Linked DNA regions of Homo sapiens: region 2 is linked to region 1. The links are chromatin loops, found by intact Hi-C in ENCODE. Cell type or tissue: Panc1. All regions are shown on one strand. Each heading gives the region's core, and the rest is flanking DNA. Links, peaks and the distances in the headings are about the cores only.

Region 1 (10,653 bases), core at 782-8,781:
TTTTGTTTGTTTGTTTGGCATAAAAACATCAGACTGTAAATTAGTTATCAGGTGAAACTACTAAAATAATCAGATCAATGGTGCTGAAATAAATCTATATATTTCTGTTTTCTTCTTGCATCATGCATATTCACTCATAAACTTTTGTGTTCTTGAACATATACACAAAGATACAAACTGCATACTCCTTAAAACCAAATGTACCTAAAAAAAAGAGTTATATTGAAAATAATGCATACATTTTATACATTTTCCAGCTCACTAATATAACTCAGTGATAGGTTATATCTATCTAAGTGAAATATTTGTATATTTTTCAGAGCTTTATAAAATTAATAACTTTTCACATGACTGAAAATAATCAGATATAATTCATATTGCCTGTTTCTAAAGAGGTACTTAAGTTGCTTATAACATTGGTTTGTACCATAGTATAATTGGATTCTGTTTAAAAAATTTAGAAAATTATAATTTAAACACAATTATTATGTCATATAATGATTCCTGCTATTTGCAATAAAGATTTTTATTACATGCATGGTTAATCTTTATTTTTAACATAAGCTTAGAGTCCACAATGTAAAACAATTAATAACTAATACATTCTGGGACCTTTATCTCATATTTAGACTTCCCAAATGTGTTGACTTTTCTCCAAGGCTGATTAGAAATAATTATATGGCTTGTAATAATTAATTGAGAATCAAATTTTTCTTTCAGAAAACATTTCCTCTGGAATTAGCTATCTTCAAATTACCTATGACTTTTTATATTTGCATAAAAATACTTTTACTTTTCATTAGATTTAAGAAAACAATTCAGTAACTTGCGGATATCTGAATGATATAAAAGCCCATGAATTAAAATGACAGTGCCTGTATTTTATACAGTAAAAAACATGCATTTCTTTAAGTATAATTAAGTGTGCCAATTTGGAACTTATGTTTCCTTATGAGTGCACAGATAATTTAATATACAACACTATATGTTTATTTTTGCTACTATCCTATAACAATATTTTAGTATAGTTTTACTATAAAGTGATTATCTACAATATTAATATGAAATATGAAGCATAACAGAATTAAAAGTGAAAAGAAAATAATTTCTCAAAACAACAACTAAAATATTATCAATTTAATCATAACTACTGATTATGAAATATTAGTAATAAAACAAGCATAATATATTCACTATGCCTGTATACATTCAAGAATTTTGTTCATAAGTAAAATGTGCAATTCTGTAGCATTTAATTTGTGAAGAAAAGCAACTAAAATATTTTTGTTTGTTGTATCCCCTTATGTGTTTACATATCCCATTTGTTCCGCAAACGTCTATTGGCAGCCACTTCGTGCCAGAAATTGCAAATTGATACAGTATTATCTGATGAGAAAAATATCAATAAAATTTCAAGTGAATTATTATTTTTAAAAATCTGTTATACATTCCTTTATTCTAGCCAGTCTCTCCCACTAACCATGAGTCCCTACATGATCCTCTGCCTTTCGTCTCCTGATATTGGGACTTAGATCACTTCTTTAAATATTTAAAAAGGAAAGATTGCCAAGGGATTATTAGTTCATTGGGCAAATAATTGATATGTATACTCTCAAGCTCGTGGCTCTCTCAAAGTGATTTTCTATGTGTGACAACTTTATCAACAATTTTTATTTTGAAGGCTAATGACTCTACACACATATTAAGAATACCTAATGAGACTCCTTTTGTGAAAATAAGTCTTCACGTTATAAAGATGAAATATAGGGACAAGCTTCTACATTTGCTGAACTGTTGATGACCTTTAATAATCGTGGTTACTCTCCTCATTTTATTCTAGGTTCATTAAGCTCAGTATGCTTTTAATGCATCACTCTAGTGTTTAGCAATTCATTTGTTCAACAAGGATTTGAGTGCTACTCCAAGCTCTAGTTGAGTGACTAACCAGCATAAGCTATTTTCTTTAGTTGAGGCCAGGAATTGAAATGTGTACTGACTTACAAAATAGACTAATATCGTTAAAGAATAAGTAGAGTATAAAAGAAAAGAAAAACCCATGTTTCAAAATTAATGAAAGTGTCAGGTAGTATGCTTAAAAATCTTTTTGAATAAAATTAATGTTGTTATAAACTTTCATATACTGTATCTAATTTTAAAAATAAAAACAATTTTAAAATTCAATAAATCTGAAAAAGCAATCAAAACAGTGCAGAGATCATTAGATAATGTCTACACATTTATCTCTGTAGATTTTTCAAATGTATTGACTTTTCTCCTGAGCTGATTAGAAATAATTTCAATTACATTGCTTCACAATAAATAACTGAGAATAAAATTTTTCTTATAGAAAACATTTCCTCTAGAATGACCTATTTTTCAATTACCCATGTTTCTTTATATTTACATAAAAATACTTTTAATTTTCATGAGATTTAAGAAAACGAATTCAATGTGCCAGGCATCCTTCCTAGAACTACAGATATATTAGTGAACAAAACAGCAAAACGCTTGCTTCTTGATGCTTACATTTCAGTTATAGTAGTCAGTGGATAATAAATACAATAATTAAGTTATATTCTATTAAGAAGTTGATGAATACCATAGGAAAAAAATAAAGAAGATAGTTGTAGACAAGAAAATAAAGCTGTGCCTGGAATCCCAGCACTTTGGCAGGCCGAGGCAGGCAGATCACCTGAAGTCTGGAGTTTGAGACCAGCCTGGTCAACACGGCAAAACCCCGTCTCTACTAAAAATACCAAAATTAGCCTGGCGGGGTGGCAGGCACCTGTAATCCCAGCTACTCGGGAGGCTGAGGCAGGAGAATGGCTTGAACCTGGGAGGTGGAGGTTGCAGTGAGGTGAGATCGCGCCACTGCCCTCAAGCCTGGGCAACAGAGCAAGACGCCATCTCAAAATAAATAAATAAATTAATTAATTAATAAACAAATAAATAAATAAGGCTGCTATGGAAAGAGGGTTTCAACAGCATACGATGGACAATATCAACTAAGACAAATATATCTATAGGTACCCTAAACATCAGTGTGAACTGACTTGTTTTTATTTTCTTCCCTTAATTCATTTTCCACCTCATTCTTTCTGGATTCTCCAGAAATTCATTTTCCTTCATGTATACGCCTATATACTCCTTATTAAAGCACCTGATTTGGACCTACATACCCCAGGAAGTATATCTGTGCATCCTTTTCCACCTGATAACCCCCACCAGCATTAGCTCAGACTCATTTGAATTTTTAATAAAATTAAATAATAATAATTTGTATCTTGACTCTAAGCGAATGCTTCCCCTTCACTTCCTTTCCCTATTTTGGGGGGGGTTTTCTTTCTCCATCACTCAGTATGTTTACATTATAAATTGACTATTAAAATTTTACCCATGCTGGCCGGACGCGGTGGCTCACGCCTGTAAGCCCAGCACTTTGGGAGGCCGAGGCAAGCGGATCACCTGAAGTCGGGAGTTCGAGACCAGCCTGACCAACATGAAGAAACCCCATCTCTACTAAAAATACAAAAATTAGCCAGGCATGGTGGTGCATGCCTGTAATCCCAGCTACTCGGGAGGTTGACGCAGGAGAATCGCTTGAACCCGGGAAGCGGAGGTTGCCATGAGCCGAGATCGCGCCATTGCACTCCAGCCTGGGCAACTAGAGTAAAACTCCAACTCAAAAAAAAAAAAAAAAAAAAAAAAAAAATTATCCATGCCAATACAGCACTCTTTGAGGCCTTTTCTCCTCTAGAAAAAACAGAAGAATCTCTGAATACCAAAGACTAATAGATAAATCACATCTTTTTTCTCTATCAGTTATTCACTGACTAACAAATGAAATTATAATTTCAAGTTTTGTGTTGTAGAAATGCTCATGTATATGGTGTGTGGGAAATAAGGATGCTTATTCATGTAATGCATATAATTGTTATGTATACAATATGTCACAGTATTATCTAAGCTATTTTATGTTAATGAGGGGTAATAAAACATTTCATAATTCCAGATCCATGCTTTCAGCTATTAAATTTTTTTTAAATTGTGAATTTCTTAGACCTCACTGAAAAAAAGCCATTTTTTATGACTGAAACAATTTGAAATCTTCCCTAATGTATAAAGGGTTAGTGGGAATTCATACTCCACAGTCACACTGCCACCTAATGGAGGAGGATAAAATGGAAATCAGACACTTGTTTCCCTTCCTTCAGTTCTTTATAAGTTTTTGGTTTTTCATTTTTGTTTTTGGATTTTGGTTTTGAGGATTTCTGTTTGTTTGTTCTCTGTTTTGATAAAAGAAGGACTGTCCTGCTTCCGAGTTAATGATTATCAGTTAAAGGGTCCAATTACAACAGCTCAGCAGTTTATTGACCTACACTTTAGATATCTTAAGGCCTTAATGGAGAGTTAAAATCTTCCAGGTGGTAAGGTTCCAATTATCTGAGATTTCTGGTCATAGATTTGCAAATTGGAGATGAAAGTTGCTCTGGGCAACTTTCTATATTATCCTTTTATCCTTGCATTTTCAGCAAACTGAATTTAGAAATGCTATATTTGGTTGCACTAAAATAATAGTAATTACATTTAGTTACATGAATAACAAGATTTATGAGATTATTTTTAAAGTAATAAATACTAATAGTCCATTGTCATTAAAAACGCTTCACTAAAATCCTACTACACATTTTACATTAATTATATCATCTAATTGTCAAAACACTCTGATTTTGTAATACTACTATCCCGTTTTTTTAGATTAAGCACTAAGGCTTAAAAGAATCAAGGAAAGCTATCAAACTCATACAACTAGTAAATATTTGATTCCCAACTACGGATCATAATATTTCCCATAGTTCAACTTGATAGCAATTATGATATTACTAAATATGTTAATTTCAGATTTTAAAGTAGAGTCTTACATTTATATTCTAACTTCCAATTCAACCTTTGTAACTAGCTTCCCAATCTTTCTATCTATCCAATCTATAAGAAGACAAATAGACCATAAACATTCAATTTAACATAAATGTCTAAAAGCCTCTCAAGATAATTTTTAATTAATAAAGATAATAGCATCTAAAAGAAAATATATGCCAGAGGAATATCCTGTAACTGTGGTATTATGAGATAGAATTTTTTAAATCAAAAATAATAAATTATTGCTAATACGTGGTTCACCTTTAAAAAATGGTAACCTGCCTAGTTGGAAAATATGATAGGAACTGATCCCCTTAGTATATAAAACCAAGATCCAAAAGGTATGACCAAAAAGTTAAACCTTTTGTAACATCCTTTCTGCCTGTGGACGCCACCAGGAAAGCATCGTTGTCTCTTTTCCACTGCTGTCATGTCTAAGTCAGAGTCTCCTAAAGAGCCTGGACAGCTATGGAAGCTCTACATGAGATAGTTTGAGGAGCCATTTTGAGCAAGGCAGAATGCTCACAGACTAGTATAAGAGTCAAACACCAAGAATTCCAGGGGCTTTGGGTTTGTCACATATGCCACTGTGGAAGAGGCAGAAGCAGCCATGAATGCAAGGACAGAAAAAGTGGATAGAAGAGTTGTGCAGCCAAAGACAGCTGCTGCCCTAAGACAAAATTCTCAAAGACCAGGTGTCCACTTAACTGTGAAAAAAGATCTTTGTGATCTTGAAGCAGAAATACCATTCAACCCAGCAATTCCATTACTGGGTATGTACCCAAAGGAATATGTCATTCTATTATAATGATACATGCATCCATATGTTCACTGCAGCACTATTCACAATAGCAAAGACATGGAATCAACCCAAATGCTCATCAATGATAGAATGGATGAGGAAAATGTGGTACATATACAACATGGAATACTATGCAGCCATAAAAAGGAAAGAGATCATGTCCTTTGCGGGGACATGGATGGAGCTGGAAGCCATTATTCTCAAGCAAACTAACACAGGAACAGAAAACCAAATACCGAATGTTCTCACTCATATGTGGGAGCTGAAGAATGAGAACACATGGACACATGGACGGGAACAACACACACTGGGGCCTGTTGGGGGTGAGGAGAACATCAGCAAGAATAGCTAATGGATGCTGCGGTTAATACGTAGGTGATGGGTTGATCTATGCAGCAAACCACCATGGCAAATGTTTACCTGTGAAACAAACTTGCACATCCTCTATATGTACCCCAGAACTTAAAATAAAAGTTGAAGCAAAAAAGATTCAATATGCAAAAACAAAACAAACAAACAAACAAAATAAACACCTAGAAATATTAGACCTTTATGAAAACATAAGTAGACTGAAAGACAATAAATGAGACAATAATTAGAAAAATCTATTGTGCTTATAAATGGGAAGATTCACTATCATAAATATTTCATTTCTCTTCATTTTGATAAATTTTATTTAAAAAGAAGATCTTTGTTGGTGGACATTGAAGAACATCACCTAAGAGATTACTTTGAATAGGATGGGAAAAATTGAAGTGACTGAAATCATAACTGACCGAGGTAGTGGCAAGAAAAGGGGTTTGCATTTGTTCATTTTGATGATCATAACTCCTTGGATAAGACTGTTATTCAGAAATACCATCCTGTGAATTGTCACAACTGTGAAGCAAGGAAAGCCCTGTGGAACCAAGAGGTGGCTGGTGTTTTACCCAGCCAAAGAGGTCGAAGTGGCTCTTAAAACTTTTCTTGAAGTGGCCGTGGAGGTGGTTTTGGTGGGTATGACAACTTTGGTTATCGAGAAAACCTCAGTGGTCCAGGTGGCTTTGGTGGCAGCCATGGTGATGGTGGATATAGTGACAGCAGGCTTGGCTATAACAGATTTAGTAATGGTGAGAGTAGTTTTGGAGGTGGTGGATGCTATAATGACTTTGGCAATTATAATAACCGATCTTCAAATTTTGGACACATGAAGGGCAGAAACTTCAGAGGCAGAAGCTCTGACCTCTATGATGGTGGAGGGTAATATTATACTTTGCCAAACTATGAGCCTAGGGTGGCTATGATGGTTTCAGTAGCATCAGTAGCTATGGCAGTGACAGAAGATTTTAATTACTGTCAGGAAACAAAGTTTAGCAGGAGAGGAGGGCCAGAGAAGTGACGGGGAAGCTACAAGTTACAAGATTTGTGGAGTCAGCCAAGCCCAGTGGTGGCAGGACCTCACTGCTACAAAGAAGACATGTTTTAGACAATACTCATGTGTATGGGAAAAAAAAAACTCAAGGAACTGTATTTGTGACTAATTGTATAACAAGTTATTTTAGTTTCTGTTCTATAGAAAGTGTAAAGCATTCCAACAAAGGGTTCTCATATATAATTTTTTTTGTCCCATGTTGTTGATTGCTAAACACAAAAGTCTGATCATGATGCTGAATATATGTATCTTGTTTTATAAGAAAGGTAAGACTTTCTTTTCTACTTTCAAACATAAACTATTTTTTAGTATCAATTCAGAACATACAACTTCCAGAACTTAGGAAGGACAAAGAAAAATATAATGTGATAACATTGAACCTGGTAGAATAGAAAACAGGTTAAACATCTCGCATTAGTAATCAAGCTGACGTTATCTTGGTGAAATCTAGACATTTCAAGAAAGAAAACAGTTTCAATAACCATTATAAATAAAAATGCAAATTATTTTAAAAAGCAGAAAACTCAAGGCTTGCTCCTTTCCACAAAAATAAGTGCCAGACATTAAGGATGCGATCTGAGACCTGAGAATTGTAATTATTGATAAAATGTAACTGAAGCAACAGAAAGCTATTTTTAAATATCTGAGGGCTCATAAATTAATGATACATGAAATATTGGGTGATGGGGACCTCCTCTGCTTTGCCTGTGTTCTAAAGGAAGTAGCATGTTTTAGGAAGAGCCGATTTTTGAAGCTAAGTTGGTAGAAGATATAAGAAAAGTAATGTTCTATACAACAATGGTTCCAAGAAACAGCGAAAATATTATGAAATGACATATAATATGGTTATTCCATTAAGTATGATGTTAGTCGTAATTTTCTTTGATGTACCTTATGAGGTTGAGGAACCTCCGTTCTATTCTATATTGGCCGGGAGTTGTGTTTTTTTTTTTTTTTTTAATCAGTAGTGGGCATTAAATTTTGTCAACAGTTTTCTCAACAACTATTGAGATGCTTTTCTGATTTTTAAAAGTCAGTTTGTTATTGCTTAGACAGTCCTTATTATATCCAAAAAATCTGATATTCTAGGTGAAGAATATGGGATAAAAGCTTCATTAATCAGGCCAATGGCACTGTCTAGCACATTTTCAGATTAGCTTTGTGAAAATATTATTTAAGTTTTTCCCCTTATATCTCAAATCCATTGGTGCCTACCAAATACATATGAATGCACATACTTTTAATGTTTTTTTTTTCCTTCCTGTTAGAGAGAGGCAATTTCTCAAATACGCCAGAGTGGTTCTTAACTCCAACTGTGATCAGGGTTTAATTTCTGAATTACACACCTGGATTCAAGGATTCATGTTGCCAGTTGTATAATAGTTAAAAATTTAGCAATTATTGATTAAATATTTTTTAGGACATTTAGGGCTACAGGAAACTCTGTTTAAAGAAAGAGTATTGCTTTAATAGAACTATTTTCCCATTTTAAATCAAAACTTCTCTCAACCTATTATATACATAAGTTTTTCTTGGAGAATGTATCTATGATGTACCTAGAAGCAAAGACTCTGTGGGGACAAAATATGTATGCTGCTGATCTGTAAGGATAGTTAGAAGAGGCAAGGCAAATTCATTCCCTATGCAATCCATTTCAGGTTTGGGAAGGAAAAATTTAAACACACATGCAAGAAAACTGCACTTGAAATATTCAGTTGTGTCTGTTATACTAATGATACCAAGTTTTATATATATATGTATATATATACACACACATTTCTAAAACTTTTTTGCCTTTTTCTTAATAATGTTGATATTTTTCTGTGTGTGAATTTCTATTTTTCCAAAATTTTTAAAACATAATTTCAAATATTCAAGGGAAATTTTTAAAACACACTGAATTCTTATCTGTCTGAAAGTGTCCCTTACTGTCAATGATTTATAGTCATCATAATTCTAGAATAATTTCATTTTAACGCAAGTTTTTCACCAAAAGAAGTGAAGTGAATGATGTCATTTAAAAATTGAGTTTCGGAATATTTTATTGAGAATTCTACATGAAAAATTAGTTATTTCTGCCTCCACTAAATAACTCAGCAATATATAATAAGCATTTCTGCTTAGCATTTTTGTTGTTGTTACTAAAAGCTAAGGTATTAAAATTTATGTCATGTAAGAATGTATAATCATTTAAATGGGAAAAACTGTTGTCTTTAGATAGATTATATTTTATTTTTAAACTATAAGGTACTTTGAAATCTACCATCATATTTAAGGTCTGTTACAGCATGTGGACAACAAGACCAGAATCTTTTCATATATATTATCCAATTAAAGTAACCACAGAATATTAGTCAGATATAACAAGTTCCCAGTATTCACAGCTATTGATGCAAATGTGACATTAGTAAGTGTGGAAAAAACTGATGAAGCAATCTGTGAAGATGCAAGAAATATTGTGGTAACAAGTTTTTTTCTTTGACTAAGGCTGCACTTTTTTTTAGTGCATAGAAACATTAAACTATTAATTATTTCTTAAACATTTAAAACTTTAACATATATACGTTTAAAAATCGAAACAAAAATTGGAAAATTATTGTCTAAGCATATGTACTCTGCTTTGTTAAGGGTTACAGATAGAGTTTTCTGGAAGGGATGATTTTATGTTTTCTTTACATGGCTTGTGGTCAGAGACTTCAGTATAAAATCATAACGTTCTATTCTAGAAAAATAAAATATCTGCAATCACTAAACCATGTCCATGTTTATATAGATTTTACTTCATGGCTTGAAAATATCCCTAGGAGGCAGTGCAATTTTTATCATTTACTTTTATAGCACCTCACCTTCTATTAAAAAAAAAAAAAACAGAGAAGAAAGTAATGATGAAATTGAGGACCAAGAATTTAAGATGTTGCTGATAAAATTTAGGTATCTCTACCATTCCTCAAATGTAATTATTCTCTACTATCTTTTAAGCAGTATTTTTCAATCTTTAATGCATGCTCCTCAGGTTTTCCACAAATGTTGCATTAATATTTTATATAATTATATAAAATATAAAAGTCATTTTTAAGCTTTTATTAAAGGATGTTTACTTCATAAACTGCTAATACTCTACTCTCCAAAGGTCAATTAATAGAACCTGACAGGTTAGTAAGTTTTGTTAAGTGTTCATATTCAAATTGTAAATCTGTGTGCCTCTGAACTTTACTGTAGATCCAAATTTGTTTGTTTGCTATGACGTCTGGCTGCCACACAATGTTTGGCAATATTGCAAGCCCACACATGTCCATACAATCAGGATGAAATTCCTTTAAATTTGGTATAGGATCCTAAGTTGTCTTGGGTTAGACATAGTTTTATAATCTTGCTTTAATTAGAAAATAAATTTATTAGAAAGTTATTGAGCTCATGAAATCATCAGGCAACATGGAGAACCAGGCATAAAAAAGGACAGAGCCAAATTATCTCTTATAAAAGACAGGAAATATTGTCAGTTTAAGCAAAGTGTTGCCAC
Region 2 (10,653 bases), core at 1,425-9,424, 1.0 Mb before region 1:
TAGTCCTGCATTAGCTCCTGCTCTCCTCAAGGACAATTTGGAGTTAAATATTTTATCATTTTACATGCAAAACTTTCTACTATATTGTGACTGTGAAAGATTTGAAAAGATCATCATTAAAAAAGTTTTGAACGAGAAATGTATATGCTTCTTAAATCATAGAAACATGTATAAAGTTATACTTATAAAAGAAGCTTGTTATTAATAGTTTTGAAATAAAAATTGAATCAACATTTAACGTCTTTCCTTATACCTCACTTTAATAAAAATAATTTCATAATACAAGAAATTTAATAAATATAATTATTTTTAACAAATCAAGCTTTGTATAGGTGCCTGCAAATTCTCTCCAGAGTACATTCTCCTCTCCCCAGCTTAAATATAACATTATTATTTTCTTAGTGTGAAGATGCTGCTAAAATCGTTAGATGACCTTGGGCCAAGTAGAACTTACACTCAAGTTTCTTTCCTTAAGAAGAAGTTATAACGTGAAACAAGAACCCATAAAGATTCCAGAACAGAGGTTTGGAGCTTTACTTTGGAGTAGCAGACACTATTCATTCCTCTGATTACACTGTGTTATTGTTTTCAGGCTGATTCTTTAATTTATGCCTTTGTTGTTGGTATGGTAAAAGGAGCATGCAAATATCCACCAGTCGAGAAGTGTACTAACTCATATACTTGCAAGGACAAATGAGGCTCCGAAAATTTAAAACATATTGACCACTCAGTCCAACTTTTAAAGCAATGATTTTTTTTTTTTTTACTGAAGTTAGAATACTAAGGATATAAACCATCCAAAACTTCACAAAACGAGTCATTCATCTTGTTTCTTTTTCTAGTCTTGACATTAAAAATTCAGACGTTAATTTGGTTTAACTCATTTTCATATGGTAAAAGAATGTGAGGAATGTTTTAGGAAAATCACAACTTTTGATTTTTTTTTCTTCCTGGAATACTCCAACAGTATCTGTTAATTGATCAAGTGTTGAGTGTATAATTACTGAGCTTTCTGGGAATTTGAAATCAGGGATCTGACCTTGCTTTCTTAGGAGACCAGACACAAATTTATGAATACCCATTGAAGGTAATGATTTCAATTGTATTTGTATTAGATGGTGCAAAAGTAATGGCAAAAACTGCAATTACTTTTGCACCAACCTAGTACCTCCGACCTTACTCCCCTTTGGGGCAATTTTCTTCTTTTTTCCAATGACAATCAGCCCAGCCCAAAAGGATCCTTAATCAGCCGTCTTGTCCTAGCGTTATTTTGGTAACTTTAAAAATTTTGAACTACATTTTGGAGAACTGACTACTTTTATAAGATAACATAACTTTTACCTTATGATTTTATTTTTTCTGATGTTTTTCTAGGTCATTCAATACTCACAATAAAAATAATTATAACTACTTTTCTTTGGCTTAACATTACCCACTGCATTTTGGACACTGGAGTCAATTTAAATTCTTCAGGTGATGTCTCACATGTGATCAGTCACATGGACTATATCCCAGTATCTGTCATTTCCTCCTCTCTGCTGTCCACAGACATTATTTTATGAAACCATTGAGTCCTGCTTGCTATATAAATTTTCTCCAAACAGGCTGCTATGGAGAGATAAAACAAAAAAATAAAATTTCAGGCCAATATCCCTGATGAACATTGATGCAAAAATCCTCAATAAAATACTGTCAAACCGAATCCAGCAGCACATCAAAAAGCTTATCCACCACAATCAAGTTGGCTTCATCCCTGAGATGCAAGGCTCATTCAACATACGCAAATCAATAAACATATTCCATCACATAAACAGAACCAATGACAAAAACCACATGATTATCTCAATAGATGCAGAAAAGGCTTTCGATAAAATTCAACATCGCTTTATGTTAAAAACTCTCAATAAACTAGGTATTGATGGAACGTACCACAAAATAATAGGAGCTATTTATGACAAGCCCATAGCCAATATCACACTGAATGGGCAAAAGCTGGAAGCAGTCCCTTCGAAAGCCAGCACAAGACAAAGATGCCCTCTCTCACCACTGCTATTCAACACAGTATTGGAAGTTCTCACCAGGGCAATCAGGCAAGAGAAAGAAATAAAGGTATTCAAACAGGAAGCGAGAAAGTCGAGTTGTCTCTGTTTGCAGATGACATGATTGTACATTTAGTAAACCCCACTCTCTCAGCCCCAAAACTCCTTAAGCTGATAAGCAACTTCAGCAAAGTCTCAGGATACAAAATCAATGCGAAAAAATCACAAACATTCCTATACGCCAATAATAGACAAACAGAGAGACAAATCATGAATGAATTCCCACTCACAATTACCACAAAGAAAATAAAATACCTAGGAATACAGCTAAAAAAGGACATGAAAGACCTCTTCGATGAGAACTAAAAACCACACAGGGTGGGGAAAGACAAACACCGTGGCCTTTCAGGGGGTGGAGGCTAAGGGGAGGGAGAGCATTGGGACAAATACCTAAAGCATGCAGGATTTAAAACCTAGATGATGGGTTGATAGGTGCAGCAAACCACCATGGCACATGTATACCTATGTAACAAACCTGAACGCTCTGCACATGCATCCCGGAATTTAAAGTCAAATAAAATTAAAAAACAAACAAACAAAAACAAGCTGCCATGTATTTCAACCAACAAAAAGTCATTATGCTTAACTGGGAAAAATATATTTCTTCCAAAATTTTAAAGCAAATTTATCAAGCTGACAAGTCTTAGGCTTTCAGTTGTTTACAGAGACTTCAGCGATGATAGACCTTTATTAATTTAGAAATGCTTCCAGGCTAGTGTCATGTCCTTGGAATCTTGGCAGGAATCTGAAAAGTGTAGTATAAGAGTAATGCACAACTTGTGACAGGCTGCAATTATAAATGACCCTTCCCTTTCATAGTTGCCTTTGATCCTTGCACCAAGTTTAATCTCAACTTTCTCTTTCATTAAGAAGAGGTTTTTACTAACAAAGTTCCAAGTCCTTCATACACATAGGACTTTGGTTTGTTCACCAAGATAACTTCCTAGGTGAGGATATTCCTTGCTTTTTTTTTTTTTTTTTTTTTTTTTTGAGACAAAGTCTGGCTCTGTCGCCAGCAGTGGTGCGAGATCTGGGCTCACTGCAAGCTCCGCCTCCCGGGTTCACGCCATTCTCCTGCCTCAGCCTCCCGAGCAGCTGGGACTACAGGCGCCGGCCACCACGCCCAACTAATTTTTTTGTATATTTAGTAGAGACGGATGTTAGCCAGGATGGTCTCTATCTCCTGACCTCGTGATCCGCCCACCTTGGCCTTCCAAAGTGCTGGTATTACAGGCGTGAGCCACCGAGCCCTGCAGAGGATATTTCTTATTTACAAGATACTCAATTCTTAGTCTTTCTCTCTGGAACCCCCAATACACTGTCAATACTGTGAGATTGCTAGTTTTGTATGATATTATATTCTGTTTTAACTCATTTTACTCAAAATATAAATATCTTACTTAAGACAATTACTTATATTTATTTTGGAGTGTATGGAGTTGTGAAAGAAATTCCAGTTGAGATCCAAAGGTATTTGTTGACCTTTTAATAATATGTTTAATCCTCATTAATTTTTATGATAATTATACATAAAGAGAGCTTTTGAAGTTACTAGTTATTAAACTCAAGAATTTCTAAGCTCTTATACATTAAAAGTAAAGCACTATTCTTTACAGAACTTCAAATCCCTGATGTAGAAATTATGTAAATTTATTTTATTTTATTTTAATGTATGTTATTTTTTTGAGACAGAGTCTCACTCTGTCGCCCAGGCTGGACTGCAGTGGGGCGATCTCAGCTCACTGCAACCTCTGCCTCCCAGGTTCAAGCGATTCTCCTGCCTCAGCCTCCTGAGTAGCTGGGATTACAGGCACCCGCCACCACGGCTGGCTAATTTTTGTATTTTTAGTAAAGACGGGGTTTCACCATGTTGGTCAGGCTTGTCTCAAACTCCTGACTTTGTGATCTGCCCGCCTTGACCTCTCAAAGTGCTGGGATTGCAGGCGTGAGCCACCGCTCCCGGCCAATGTACGTTTTGTATTTGGGACAGACGCTTATGTCATTGGGACTATATGGCAAAAACTAGTGCAGGAGCGTCAAAATGTGTCCCTGTTGTAATATTAAGTGAGAAAAGTGTATTCTACAATATTTTGATTATTTGAACTACATAAACATCACTAAGTCATAAGCATTTAAAATCCTCTTCTATTACAATGAATTGTTTCATTCTTCACTCTCATTTTGTTTCAATACACTCCATATTCCCATTAGTTGAATCTACCTGAGAAGTTGTCATTTGGGGATTCAAGAGTGAATGAATAATATTTGAAGGGCAAGAAATCTGGACAAGGATATTATCTCATGTTTAAAATAATGTCTTATTGCAATTTTACACAGATAATGGAGAGGTATCATGATTCTTAAAATCTCAATCCCCCAAAGAAGAGTGAATTATAAGTTCCTTAAAAGACCTTTACAACATAGGTTACATAAAATTAGCATTAATATTAGAGTGGCTATGAACATTTACATTATGTTATAAAATATTGTCTACAGCCAAAAATAGTATATCTTTTCTGACATATTTAAGATTCATATGTATATTTGATATGTTTGTATGCAAGGTTAGTCTTACTCGTGCAAAATATAAAGATTCAGATACTTTACAATCTTTATAAGCTCGGTGAAATATATATGCACCCCATATTTCCAAAAACAGAAGAAAAAGAAGAAAGGAATAAAAAACAGGCAAAAGGAAAAGAAGTAAAGCAAATTGCCCCAAACACAATGATTAGTCATGTCGCTTCCCAAAGCCTTGATGTTTCTTTAATAGAAGAAAGGTCAATGATTTTTATGTATAAGCAAAATTAACAATTATAATTTATCAGTATTCTAAGTGAGTTAGAACACTGCTGAAAATGTTTGATTGGATTTTAGATTCAGAGCAAGTTCTGATTGTGGAATATGAGATTTTGGGTAATGAGGGACATCATGATTCAGCTTCCTCATGCTCAGGGGAATCTGGTACCAAAGGAGAGGAGAGGTCTATATTTCACAATTGTAAATCCAATATATGCTTGCTCACTTCACATAATGTCTGATCATTCCTGATAATGTAGATATACTTGTATAATGTTCATATGTTTAATTTTGAGCTTTAACAAAAATAATTCTGCTACTTTTGATAAGAAACCTATATATATAAAAATTCAAAATATTAAACTAGTAAAATATGTTAGAAAAATGTGTTTTGACATTATTTTGCACAAAATATTGGAAATGTTTTTATTGCTGAGTTATCAATTTCTACAGTTATAAAAATAATGACTTAATTAACTTCCTACTAAATATATGTTCCCATTGCAGTGTGTTCTATTTTGGGGGGCAGGAGGGGGAGATTGGCTTTACTTGTGTCACTGACACACAAATGGCTACATCTGGAGAAAATTTTGAGACCTATTATATTATCTAGAAAATCTTTGTATACATAAAATGAATTCCAAGCAATTGTAAAAGAATTCTAGTGTTAGAAACACTACTTAAATATGAGTAGTAAAATATAGGGCAAGCTACCAAGAAATATCATTACTAATAAACACTTTTTGGAAGAGGGGGACATTTTTCCAAAAGAAAAAAAAAGTCACTTATGTATTAAATCCAGAAGGTGGCAATCTTGTACTATTCATTGTATTATGCACACGTCATTTTTCTCTTCTCTCTTCTATACACACATACACACACACACTCACACACTTAGATGTACGTATGCATATTTAGAAGTCTAAACACATAAAACTGCATGCATGCATTTATACAGTGGATACTTGTTCACATGGCAACATTGCAATATAATTTATATCATTGTCCTATTTTGCCAGGTATATGGAGTTAACAATATATTTTAGTACTTAATTTGGAATATTCACAAATATATCAAGAAATAGTTTTTGATGCAAAGTTAGTGCATACATGCATTATTGAATAATCATTTTATGTTTCATCAATTATGCAATACAGTATTAAGGCAAAAATAATTTTGTTATGGAAAATTCATTTTCAAAATTGAAATATAATTGTATCAATATAATCAATTGTTTTTATGGTTTTATTTGGGTTGTTTGCAGTGAAGCACAAACATATCAAGTAGGATAGAAAGTCAGTTGTGATAGTTCAATGTATTTAAATGCAAATTTAACATACATAGTAAATTGTAATTCTAGATCAAGGAATAAACAATATGAGTGAGTCAAATATATTAGACTTCAATAACCAGATAACTAATTCTTAGTTATGTAAACTATTCTTAGGGATGATGTCTCCAGCAAATGTGTACCTACATGAGATCTAGAGGCTAAGTAGAAAATAAAAGAAGAAAATAGCTACAGACGAACATGTGGTTTAAAAAATTAAGACTAAAGAACAAAGAAGTAATTTCAAATCGTTTTAAAATATAAATGAATATGTGAAGTAATCCTACAGATGTGTAAAGACTTTATTTCATTTTATTTGTGACAAACCAAATTCTATTTTTTTCTAGGTTATACAACCCATTTCGTTCATTTATGAATCAATTTTCTGTATCATTTTCTTTTCACTTGTATGGAGACAATGTGATACCGTGGACATAACATGGGGCTTTAGCCTAAAACCAAGCTGGATGCATGCTCTTGCCTCCTGCAAACTAGTAACCTGACCTTGAGCAAGCTACTTAACCTGTCTGAGAAACCTACAGCCTGTTGAGGAAATAAGGGCAACGTTACATAGAGTACAAAGTTGTTGCGTGTCATAGTTCATACTTTATAAAAGTTAGTTTCTTTTATACTTTCAAGTTTTGTTCTTGGTGTAGTATTTATAATGCTAGGTAGGAAATTCAAAAACAATTTTACATTATGGCTTTTATGGTGCTTTTGCAAATCTGATTACAATATAGGAGTCTTTTCTAAGTGCTCCACGTTTTATTTTCCCCAAGAAAACATATAAATTCGTGCACTTGTAAAATTCTGTTTTTTGAAACACTCAATTTTCACAAAAAGTAGGATCATTTTTCCTGTGTAAAAATGGTTAAAATTTATGTCATTTTTCTTCTTGCTAAGTTGTTAAAGAAATCTTACGTAACTTACATTTGTATTCTTATAAAAATATTTCTAATTGGGTTGGCAATAAGTTTTGTGGCTTGATTATCTTCTAGAAACTTTAAAATTGCATTGACATGTGCTTTTCATAAGATGTAAATGCACCCATAAACTGGTATGTATGATTAAGTACAGAGTGAAACATTTCAAAAGCTGAATTAGATACAGATTCTCCCAAACTACTAAGTGGTATAATTGTTCTGGATAGGTTTCTTGCATTAATAACCCAGTCAATAGAAACATTTAATTTCCCAGAATGAAAACCTGATGAAAAAGAAAAAAGTGGTGGTTGGAGGTGGGGGGATTGTGAAAAGAACTACGAGCCACAGTAATTGACAATAGCAGGATACCTTTAAACTTCCATTTTCTGAGGTTTTTCTGAGAAGGAAGAAAAATGAAGTTAAACAGCATCCTGTTCTCTAGCCCTATATAGTAGCATAGACATTTTTAATTACTATTAAATAAATTCAGTTATGTTACTTTGAAGTTTAAATGCCACTTCCAACTTTTAGTAATTATTGAAGGTAGAATTGCATGAGAATTTTATATATTTAATTAGGTATGTTTTTGGCTATTAGTACAACTTATTTGCCCATGAAGAATTAATGAAAATTAATTTTGATTTAATTTTTGATTTGATTTATTTAATCAAATAATGGCTCTTTTTTATTTTTTTATTTTTTATTTTTATTTATTTAATCAAATAATGGATGGGCTCCAGAGCCCATCCCAATAAAATAATATAATTTTATTTTAAGCTGTTTTCTTCTTATGTAGTATATAAAACTATGCTGAATTCTAAATAGCTTGAGCTTGACATAATTTTTAAAAATCTGAATTTGATGCTTCATAAATTAGTAAAGATTTACTGTAACAACCAGTATCAAGCTTTTTTAGCCATAAAATATAATGCTATAGCAGAATTTTTAGATAGTAGAATATATTAATAATATTTGATGATATTTCTTAAACTGTAGTTCATATATAATATATCTGAACTAGTATACAGGTAATTTTTGATCAAGGTGACCCCAATCTTTTTTTTTCTTAATAAGAAATGTACTCTGGGTATACCTTACTATTAACATGGGAAAATGAAACAAAACATTATGCCATCATTTTTAACTTTTCACTAAATAATAATGTACACAAGCATTAACTTCAATACAGTCTCTTTGAAAACTCTGCATATTTATGTGAATTCTATTATTTGGTAAAATAATGCAAACACCTGGGTAGATAAGCTAAAGAAAAATTTACAAAGGCTATATATATATATATATTCATTCAGTATTCTCTCTTTTTATAATTTTTATATAATTTTTTGTAATAGATGAAGTGTCACTATGCTCCCCTGGCTAGAGTGCGAGTGCAGTGGCTCTTCGCAGGTGCCATGATAGTGCACTGCAACTTTGAACTCCTGGGCTCAAGCAATCCTCCTGCCTCAGCCTCCCAAGTAGCTGGGACTCCAGGTGCATGTCACTATGCCCGGCTTTGCAGCATTATTTCTAGATGCAAGGAATTGAAAATAATAGTCAACAATATTGGAGTGATGCTTAGTATGACAAAATGAGATGACAATCCCTTAAGAAGCCATTCAAAATCATAATTTTGAAAAATATTTGAGTGTATAGAAAATACTTGTAATAATCATTCAGTCATAATTTTACAAATGTTTGTTAAACATCCCCATAGGCTGAGCCCCTTACTGAGCTCTGAGTTTGGTGTCTTGCACATCGCTGACACTCAGTAATGTGAAGACCAAAACAGAGTCCTTTAGGCAGTCCTTCAGTTTGGTGTGCATAGAAAAAAAGACATGTAATTTCATACACACAATAAATTTATTAGAGGGGTGAATTTGGGTGATTGTAATATTTTCATTTACAGACACTTTCAAGTCTCAATAATAGGCGTATATTAATTAATGTGATAAATATAAGAAAATAAATATAGGTACACATACACACAGACACACAGATACACACACACACACACACACACACACACACACACACACACAGTGCTCTTACACCTTAAGCCACAGATTTTATGACAGTTTAAATTCCAAACAAGGAAAGTAAATAATCCTCCTATGTCAACTGTAGGGCTCTAACACCAAAAGTCCAAACATCATTAACAAAGTAGACACAAGCCCAACTACCAAATTGCTCTCATGATGTTAGAAAAAAATTATATTACAAAAAACCCACACAAAAAAAAACAAAAATAACCCCCTAAATCCAGAAATCCTGTTACTCATGTAGTTCTTACTGCTTTTTATTTGAATTGTTCTTTTTCTTGATAACTTTCTCCTCTCTGAATCAGCACTGATATGTTCTTTATTAATATTTTCATTTTCTTCCCCATTAAACTCTTTGCAATATTAGGATCTAAAAATATTTTATGTCTAGTTTGAATGAATACAGACAATTTTACATCACCTCTTACAGTATCATCTGTGTTAAATCATATATTTGCAAAACTTATTTGGCAAGGGATTTTACTGAAACAATGGCACACAAACCAGCATAAAGCAGTGTTTATTTACAATATGTTATGTGATTTTTTAAAATTTAAAATTAATTTGCTAAATGTCATGATATCCACTTAATGTGAATGTTGCTGGTTAGGTTAATTCACTTTTTTCTTTAAACTTCTTAATATCTGAACTTTTTTTCTATTCAGAACTCACCTTAATGCTTATAGAATAATGCAAAAGTATGTTAGATAACTTTTTACACAATTTCCAATGCAGTTTTCATATTCAAGTTTTAAAACTGATGATTTAGTAACAACTTTTGATGTACTCTATTTGAATGTCAAATCCAGGCCCATCTGAATCGAAGATTTAAAAAAAATAAATCTGAGGATCACAAGTTCAGAAACTTAGAACCGTATTTAGAAATTGCAAAGTATCTTTATTTAGACAAGATTTCTGCTGCTTACAGATCAGTAGATGAGTAATACTAGTATGCAACTGAAATTCTGTGCATGGGGTGTTCTGAAAACCACGACATCTCACTTAGAGAAGGAATGGCTCATAATTTCTCAATCAGATGTTGCTACCAATTGTACTGGTACACCATCTAAAAAATAAATGCTTCTTGCCATTGCTACTCTCTATTAGTATTATTGTTTTTATATTATTATTATTATTAATATTATTGCTGTTATCATTCATATATTTACAACCTGTGCTGATGGGACTCTGCTAGTACTGCCAGACACATGATCTTCATGGAAACTGCTATACAGAGGAGAAATAGATGCTAAAAACATTTGGGCTTGCAGGGTACCCAGAAATCAATTGGTAGATATATATAATGAAGAGATATTTGCACACATTCAATACATATATGTTTTAGAAGGTATACAAATTCACAAAGGAGTCACTCTTCATTTTGATATACTTTGCAATACACATAATTACCCATGGTGTGTGCTGGCTGCAATGATTAATTTTGTAATTGCGATTATTAGCT

What was found. Hi-C counts contacts between places; a loop is a spot of excess contacts. Peaks named below come from ENCODE experiments on the same cell type or tissue, not always from the same donor. Only the 100,000 strongest peaks of a DNase experiment are listed, where the experiment ranks them.
Region 2: it touches region 1 in a loop (8-fold over the local background); 12 of 110 quality-filtered maps call a loop at or near these places.

Annotation. Positions count from the first base shown.
Region 1 is chr13:68,298,000-68,308,652 of GRCh38, reverse strand. It overlaps the pseudogene HNRNPA1P18. Among named protein-coding and RNA genes, the nearest start is that of LINC02342, 580 kb to the left of the region's middle. In Panc1, for the core only: CTCF peaks have their summits at 3,954 and 4,157 (motif pointing left); a DNase peak (open chromatin) is centred at 4,162; H3K27ac peaks cover 563 bases.
Region 2 is chr13:69,319,371-69,330,023 of GRCh38, reverse strand. It overlaps LINC00383 (long intergenic non-protein coding RNA 383), which reads right to left. Exons shown (of 4, transcript NR_125752.1): 4 at 7,923-8,679. Among named protein-coding and RNA genes, the nearest start is that of LINC00383, 100 kb to the right of the region's middle. In Panc1, for the core only: a CTCF peak has its summit at 5,661 (motif pointing right); no DNase peak of the experiment used is centred there; H3K27ac peaks cover 552 bases.